2 separate regions of the Homo sapiens genome follow, and region 1 is linked to region 2. The links are chromatin loops, found by intact Hi-C in ENCODE. Cell type or tissue: Caco-2. All regions are shown on one strand. Each heading gives the region's core, and the rest is flanking DNA. Links, peaks and the distances in the headings are about the cores only. Region 1 overlaps STXBP5-AS1 (STXBP5 antisense RNA 1). Region 2 overlaps STXBP5-AS1 (STXBP5 antisense RNA 1).

What was found. A loop is a pair of places that touch in the nucleus more often than their neighbours do. Peaks named below come from ENCODE experiments on the same cell type or tissue, not always from the same donor. Only the 100,000 strongest peaks of a DNase experiment are listed, where the experiment ranks them.
Region 1: a loop joins it to region 2, with 5 times the contacts of the local background. A loop is called at or near these places in 1 of 110 quality-filtered maps.

What each region holds. Positions count from the first base shown.
Region 1 is chr6:147,042,907-147,047,306 of GRCh38, forward strand. All of the region lies in intron 5 of STXBP5-AS1 (STXBP5 antisense RNA 1), which reads right to left. Among named protein-coding and RNA genes, the nearest start is that of LUADT1, 110 kb to the right of the region's middle. RefSeq lists an enhancer at 1,121-2,320. In Caco-2, for the core only: no CTCF peak of the experiment used is centred there; no DNase peak of the experiment used is centred there.
Region 2 is chr6:146,983,101-146,987,500 of GRCh38, forward strand. The region is part of intron 6 of STXBP5-AS1 (STXBP5 antisense RNA 1); the gene reads right to left. Among named protein-coding and RNA genes, the nearest start is that of LUADT1, 170 kb to the right of the region's middle. In Caco-2, for the core only: no CTCF peak of the experiment used is centred there; a DNase peak (open chromatin) is centred at 2,231.

The DNA.
Region 1 (4,400 bases), core at 84-4,083, 60 kb after region 2:
GGACATATTCAACAAGCTAGTGCTAAATTCATTGTGTTCTCACTTCGGCTGTATGGTAAACCAGCTTGACCTAAATCATCTTCACAGATTGTTTTATGTATCATCAGATCAAGTGTGTACATTGGGAGAAAGTGAGTTATCAAGAAGACAGGAAGGATAAAAGAAAAACTCTAAAGAAATGTGGAAGAGTGGATTCATGGACAAAGGATTTTAAAGCAGGGCTCTTAACATTTTTGTTCCGTAGACCCCTTTGGCAGCTTTATGAATCCTATGGGGCCCTTCCCTATCTCTATAAAGGGCATCATGATTTTTCCAGTTCTTCATGTCAAACATTCAGAATTCCTTATTTCCCTAAACCACAAGCTCAAGTGTAAGCTGTTAAGTTCTGTTGGCCCTCCCCAGTGCTTTCACCCTAGTCAAACCCCCCTGACCTAGTTTACTGTAAAATCCTACTAACTATCCTGCATCTACTCTTTACCCACTTCCCTATACTCTAATCTATACATAGCAGGAAAAAGAAAACTATTCTGTAAAATTCTAAATCATATTAGATCACTGCCTGCATAAAACACTTCAATGGCTTTATGGTTTAATTTAAATAAAATTGACACCATTGTCCTATGGCCTCCAAGATCCTATGTGATCTGAACCCTGAACCAGTGATACAATAATGATAGCTAACATTTATTGAGCACCTACAATATTCTATGCCCTGTTCTAATTGTTTATTTTCTTATCTTTCAACCATTTCATGAGTTTATAATTATTTATACGTGTTTTAATGATGCGGAAACTGAGACACAGCTAACTTAGATAATTTGTGCAATGACAAATAAATAATAAACACAGGTCTGCAGGTCTGTTATTTGAACCCAGAAACTATAGCTCCTAAGCCCACATTCAAACACTACACCGTTTCACTTCTCACCTCTTCCCGTTTCCTGCTTCCTGTGATCCCAGGTGACTATGTGACAAACACTCCTCTTTCTGTTCCTTGAATGTATTAAGCTAATTCCTGCTCTCAAGGACTTGTACCTGTTGTTTACTTCTCTGAAAATTCTTCCCCCAGATCCTCATATGGTGGATACCTTCTCATTTCTCAGGATGAGGCTTATTACAGGCACTAGCAATTGCCTATCCCAATTATTGGGGACAGGTTCTCAGAAAAATCAACACTGAAACAAAGGATCTCTCAGCAAGGCTAGTTTACTTTCTGCAGAAAGGGTGTCACTCACTAGCAATCTTGTCACAAGAGCACACACGAACAAAGGAGACAGGGTCATTTATAACGTGACGCATCCACCCTACTGCTGTGTCCGGTTTCCATTGGCTGGAACAAGACCTCACATTCTGTACTTGTCCTGATTGACTAGCAATGTAAAACTTCCTAAAAGAGGCAAAGGCAGAGGAGAACAAAGGAAAAGAGGAAGTAACTTGTGGAATGGTGAGAGAGTCAAAAACACTTCCAAATAAGGAAAGAGGAATAAGCTATGACCTAATGCTTGCTTGGACATGTTCAGGCATGCTGGGACAAATATCTAGGCTAAAATGTGGGAGCTAAGAGCACGGAGTGTATTGATTTCTTAATTATGGCTAGCAGATATTTAAGAATATTAGCACAGATCTTTGAGTAAATTTTGCTTCTAAGAGAGGTTACTATCTATTCTCAATAAGTTCCTTAGAAGAGGAATGAACCTCTACTTCATTTTGTACACCAATCTATCCCCTTTTGTGTACCTAATTTTTTAATTGTTTACCCTTCTCTGTTTGTTCTTGTACTTAGGAAAAGTGATGCAAACCCAAGCTCCAGTGACTGACTCTCAATCAGGCTAACTAAAACTTAGACTCTGCACCAGTCATGGTAACATCATTCCCCATGCAAGTAATAGAATTTTGGCCAATATGGTATAATATGAAGTCTGCTGGGAACAAAGATTTCTGATATGGTTTGTCTGTGTCCCTACCCGAATTTCATCTTGAATTGTAGCTCCCATAATTCCACATGTTGTGGGAGGGACTCCGTGGGAGACAATTGAATCATGGGGATGGTTTCCTCCATACTGTTCTCATGGTAGAGAGTAAATCTCAAGATAGCTGATTGTTTTATAAGGGGAAACCCCTTTTGCTTGGCTCTTATTCTCTCTTTGCTTGATGCCATGGAAGACATGCTTTTCACCTTCCACCATGATTGTGAGGCCTCCCCAGCCACATGGAGCTCTGAATCCATTAAACCTCTTTTTCTTTATAAATTACCCAGTCTCAGGTATGTCTTTATCAGCAGCATGAAAAACAGACTAATACAATTTTTTTTGCTGGTAAAAAAAGAGACCTGTGGAAGAAACTGTTTCTTTTTGCCAATGAACTTTGCCTAATGTGGATGAGGACAGAATGTCTAGAAGTGTCATTCCATCTTTTGAGCAAGGTTGCAGCCAGTCCACATGCTGAGATAGGCATGTAAGAACAAATATTTCCTTACACCTTTACCCTCTGAACTATTCCCAGAGCCCTTCTACCTTAAGACATCTTTTGTTTTCTTAAGAAATGGGGTCTGTCTTTGTTGCCCAGACTGGCCTCAAACTCCTAGGCTCAAGCCATCGTCCCACCTCAGCCTCTAAAGTAGACGGGACTACAGGCACGCACCACCATGCCTGGCTTAAGGCATTTTTTATGTAAGATAACAATTCCCCTATTATTTAAACTATTGTGTGTTCAGTTTTCTGTTACATGCCACCGAAAACATTCTGGTGGAACCATAGCTAAACTGTTGCTTCTGCAGAGAGGCCTTCCCTGGCCATCTGATAAAAGGTATTTTCTTCTGCACTTTCTCTCTAGCAAATCCTCATGGTTTTCTTTTCATAGCACATATTCTGTCAAAGTATCATTTTAAAATTCATTTACCATTTACTTTCCTCACTGAAATGTAAACTCCCTTAGAAGAGGAATCTTGCCCATGTTGTCCATTGCTCGATCACCAGTGCCGAGAATACTGCCGCATTCCTCCACTTAAAATGTTAACCTTGGAAAATTCTCTCAATATCTCTGCATCCCAGTTGGACTGTAAAGATCAAGTTAGTTACTTTATGTAAAATGCCCTAGAAAGTGCCTGACACACAGTTGATGTTCAATCACAACAGCTTTTAATGTAACTGTTATTCTAATGTAGGCACTCAATAAATATTTGTTAAATCAATAAAAATATGAAACAATGAATCTCTGAAATGTGATGTGATTGCCCTCTACATTAGAACACGGTAAGGGAAGGATTTGTCTTATTCAAAAGAAACAGATTTTTTAAGTGGAGAAGCAGACTAGTGTTAAAGGTTAAAAAGATTAATGCTGCATAGACATCTCCATTTCCCAAAGGCAGAGCACACTAGAAAGCAGTAAGTAATAACATCACTGGCCATATGGCCCCACCACGATGCAGGAATTAGTGGTGAACAAGACAGGCAAGGTTCCTGTTCTCATCAGCAGTGAGCCAAGATATCAACCAGCCATGAATAGACAAAAAGACTTATCTAGCTAAAAGCCAACTATGTAAAAGGTTCTTGAATATCATTAATGACAATTTAATCTCTAAAACGACAAGGAAATAGCCAGAGGAAACAACCACTTTGGACCTAGCTCTGACAACAAGGGGAACTTATTGATGAAGTGAAAGTAATGTGAAATCTAAAAGAAAGTGACCATGCTATCTTGAATTTTGACTTTTCCAAGGAAAAGAAAACTGGACATCACGAGTTGTACACCCTAGACTAGATGAATGTCTGCAAAATGTTTAGAGAAAAGATATGCATTATTCATGGCATGAGACTCCTAAGGAGATTATGACTCAAAAGTGTTATGATGTTCTCAAAAATACAATTTTGAGAGCAATTGCTAAATGATAAAATGAGGAGGAAAGGGGAAAGAAAACTAAACAAAAATGTAGCTTCAGATATTTTTTAAAGAAAAATACAATTGAAAAGTATTCATGTATTTTGTATTCATCATCTTGGTAATACAGTGCTAGGAACATAGCAAATAGAAAGTATTGTTAAGTGAGTGAAGGAAAAAATGAATGATGAGGATGAAAATGGTAGGGCAAGTTAGATTCACGTCAGAGTCACTAGAGTCCCAAATGAGATGAGATTAGGAGGAGGGAGGATTAAAAATACCAAAATAACTTATGGAGCAAAAGAAGGCCTGTGACTTTGAATTAATGACATAATGGTGATATAAAGATAATGGTGTTCAACCTCCAAAACCCCAGCTGAACATTATTAGGAAGAAATTGAACCCCAATGAGGGTAAAGACTATTGGACAGCACCTATAAGTTCTAAATGAACTCATATCTCCTTATAATGATGAATTATAAACACAGTATAAAATAGTTTGCCATTGAGATCTCTGGGAACTA
Region 2 (4,400 bases), core at 105-4,104:
CCCAAAATTGCCAGTTTTTATAAGAAATCTTTGCAAGCCTTTCAAAAATATTCATATGTTATTTAAACATTTCCAGATCATGTAAAGATAAAAATCTTCCTATTATCTTTTTCAAAGCCAAAATAAGACTCATAACATAAACTGACAAAGATGTGTATACACACACAAACACACACACAACAAAGATCACTTTTACTAATTGTCATTTATTTGAAAGAAAATTGTTATATTTCTTCCCACACTATACACATACAAAAATTTCAAATGGATTGAAGACTTAGATATATTTTAAAACCACAAAAGTAATGGAAAGAAAACTTAGAATTTTTTTGTAGTTTTAAGAAAGGGATTTATAAGCATAGACAAGACCCAGAAACATTATTTTTTAAAAGCTAGTAGGTTTTTCTGAACAAAAATAAGGTTCTTCATGGAAAATATACATTAACAAAGAAAAAGACAATAAACTAGGAGAACATGTGTACAACACATAAAGCAAATACAATCAATCATATTACAGTATGTAGAAAGCAAATACAATGTAGCAAGAAAAAGACAGGCAAACAAGTAGAAAAATGAGAAAAAGGTATAAGCAGAAAGTTCATTTAAAAATGTAAATAACAAATATGTGGAAAGGGGCCAATCTTACTAAAAATCAAAGCGTTATCAACTAAAACAAATATGGGATATGTATTTTTCAAATAGATTGGTAAAATCTTTAAAGATTTTCAAAACCCAAATTTGGAGCAGTTTTGGGACAATAAATATAATCATAAATTACTGATAGGAGAGTCAATTTTACCAATTTTTTGCAGAATTTTCTTGCCATATGTTTAACAACATAAATATGTTCATTTTCAAAATTTCTCTAACAGAAGTATACCCTATAAAGACACTTGGAGAAGTGTGCAAAGATACATGTGTAAAGGTGATCACTGAAGCATGATTTGTAATACTGAAAATCTAGAAGCTACTTAAATATCTTGAAGAGGAGGCTCATTAAATAAGTTTTGGTAGAGTCATATATTACAAGCCATTTCTGAAAACAGATTTGTATGTACTAATTTAGATTTATATGTACAAATAAGAAATGCTATCAATGTATTATTAACTGAAAAACATACTTGGCAATATTTAGCAGAAACCTTATGCTAGGAGGTGATTCAGGAAGGGTTTATTTTTCTCCTACAACAGACTCGTTCTACAATTGCTCAAGAGGCTAAAACAGAATGTCAGGAATGCAAGATCTATCTTTGTGCTCCACTATAATTAACAAATAGATCGGCCTTTGTTCTTGTATATGTCACTTCAAAGGCATAAGATGGTGACCACACCTCCAGACTTCACATCTCTCTTTCGGGCAGAAGAAATACCTTCTCTTTTTATTTGGGAAGGGATGCCCTGTTCATGCACTTTTACGTTTGTCTATCTGGTAAATCGATTGCATGTAGGGATCCAGTTTCTCATGCCTCTTATATTTATGCCCTTTGGTTGTGACTGCGAGCTTGGACACGTGCCTTGATTTGACCACCAGGACAGTAGCAAACAACAGAGCAAAGACTTGAAAATGAACTTGCACATTTCTGCTTTCTCTCTTGGACTCCTGGCACTGCCATGGAGTCCCTCTCGCTGCCAGGAACCAGCTATATTCATACAAAAGACACATGAGGAAGAGCTGAATGGTCCCCACCTGCAGCCCCCCAGTGCAACCAACCTCTACCCAGCTCACCAGATGCCCACAGACACACGAATAAGCCCGGCCATGATCAGCTGAGACACGTCCAGATCAGAAGGGTCCAGACACTTTAAATATTTATTTAAGTTACTAAGTTTGTATGCCCTATAGAAATCAGAAACTGAAGGACGCTCATTGTTCAGAATTATATCCCAACATCATTATTTATTGAAGAAAAGTAGAGAAAATTAAATATTTTTACCTAGGCACATTCCCTCAAACAACCAAGTTTCTCTAAATAAGAATTAAGGGGGAAAAATGGCATTAGGAAGACCACTGACAATATTTCCCCCAGACAGGTAAAAAGATAAACGCCAGTGTTTTGATATAAAAAATAAATGAGCTGAGATAAAAAGAGAGACCAAAATGTTGATAGTTTTCTCTAATTCAGGAATCAGGAAAAAAAAAAATCTGTAAAGGGCTAGATAGTAAACATTTGGGGCTTTGCAGGCCTTTTGATCTCTGTCACAACTGCTCTGCTCTACCATGGGTAACACAAAAGCAGCCATAGACACTGTGTAAACAAATGGGCGTGGCTAGTTTGCAATAAAACTTTTTTAACAAAAACACAGTGAGCTGGACTTGGCCTGTGAAATATAGTTTGCAGATCCCTGCTCTATTGCTAAGATCACGAGTGACACTTTCTTGTTCATGCTTTTCTGAATTGAGTGGATTTTTATAATTAGTAAAAAAAGATATATAAAATCATGTGTAACTTAAAAATAGCTAAGACAAAATATTTATTCAAATTCAAAATCTTATGTTTTCAATATTTAAAAAAACACAAATGAACATCCAACCCAAGTAGTTAGAAAACACACACACAGCATAAAGAAATTAATGGAAATAAAGAATAAAATATTGCATTAAAAATAGATAAACCATTGACTTAACAAGTAAACATAAGTCAATGGTTTTCCTAAGAATGTAGGAATAAGTTTCATAACATGAAATATATCCCAAGGTTCTCTTGAAAAGACACTGAAGTATTATCCTCCCTTTTCCCTTTTTTTTATTTCCAACTTTTAAGTTCAGGGGTACATGTGCAGGATGTGCAGGCTTGTTACATAGGTAAACATGTGCCATGGTGGTTTGCTGCACAGAACATCCCATCACCCAGGTATTTATCCCAGCACCCACTAGCTATTCTTCCTGATGCTCTACCTCTTCCTACCCACTACCCTTTGACAGGCCCCAGTATGTGTTGTTCCCCACCATGTGTCCATGTTTTCTCATCATTCAGCTCCCACTTGTAAGTGAGAACATGAGGTATTTGGTTTTCTGTTCCTGCGTTAGTTTGCTAAGGATAATGCCCTCCAGCTCCATCCATGTCCCTGCAAAACACATAATCTCATCCCTTTTGTTGGCTGCATAGTATTCCATAGTGTATATGTGCCACATTTTCTCTATCCAGTCTGTCATGGTTGGGCATATAAGTTGATTTCATGTCTTTGCTATCATAAGTAGTGCTGCAATAAACATACACGTGCATGTATCTCTGATCATATATCTAGAAAACTTCATTGTCTCAGCCCAAAAGCTGCTTTTTTTTTTTCTTTTTTTTCCTTTTTTGAAATGGAGTCTTGCTCTGTCGCCCAGGCTAGAGTGCAGCGGCACGATCTCGACTCACGGCAACTTCCACTTCCTGGGTTCAAGAAATTCTCCTGCCTCAGCCTCCCAAGTAGCTGGGATTATAGGCACCCACCATTACACCCAGCTAATTTTTGTATTTTTAGTAGAGAGAAGGTTTCACTATCTTGGCCAGGCTGGTCTTGAACTCCTGACCTCGTGATCCTCCTGCCTCAGCCTCCCAAAGTACGGGGATTACAGGTGTGAGCCACTGCTCCTGGCCAAGCTTCTTAAGCTGATAAGCAACTTCAGCAAAATCTCAGAATACAAAATAAATATACAAAAATCACTAGCATTCCTACACACCAATAGGCAAGCTGAGAGCCAAATCATGAACGAACTCCCTTTCACAATTGCCACAAAAAGAATAAAATATCTTAAAAATGCAGCTTATAAGGGAAGTGAAGGACCACTTTAAGGAGAACTACTTACCACTGCTCAAAAAAATCAGAGATGACACAAATGGAAAAACATTCCAAGCTCATACATAGGAAGAATCAATATTTTGAAAATGGCCATACTGCCCAAAGCAATTTATAGATTTAAGGTTATTCCCATTAAACTACCATTGACATTCTTCACAAAATTAGAAAAAAACTATTTTAAAATTTATATGGAACCAAAAAAGAGCTCAAATAGCCAAGGCACTTGTAAGCAAAAAGAACAAAGCTGGAGGCCTCACATTACCTGACTTCAAACTATACTACAGGGCTACAGTAACTAAAACAGCATGGTACTGGTAGAAGAACAGACATATAGACTAATGGAGCAAAATAGAAAACCCAGAAATAAGATGACACACCTGCAACCATCTGATCTTCAACAAACCTGACAAAAACAAGCAATAGGGAAATGATTCCCTATTTAATAAATGATGCTGGGAGAACTGGCTAGTCATATGCAGAAAATTGAAACTGGACCTCTTACTTACACCATATACAAAACTAAACTCCAGATGGGTTAAAAACTTAAATGTAAAACCCAAAACTAGAAAAATCCTAGAAGAAAACCTAGGCAATACCATTTAGGACATAGGCAC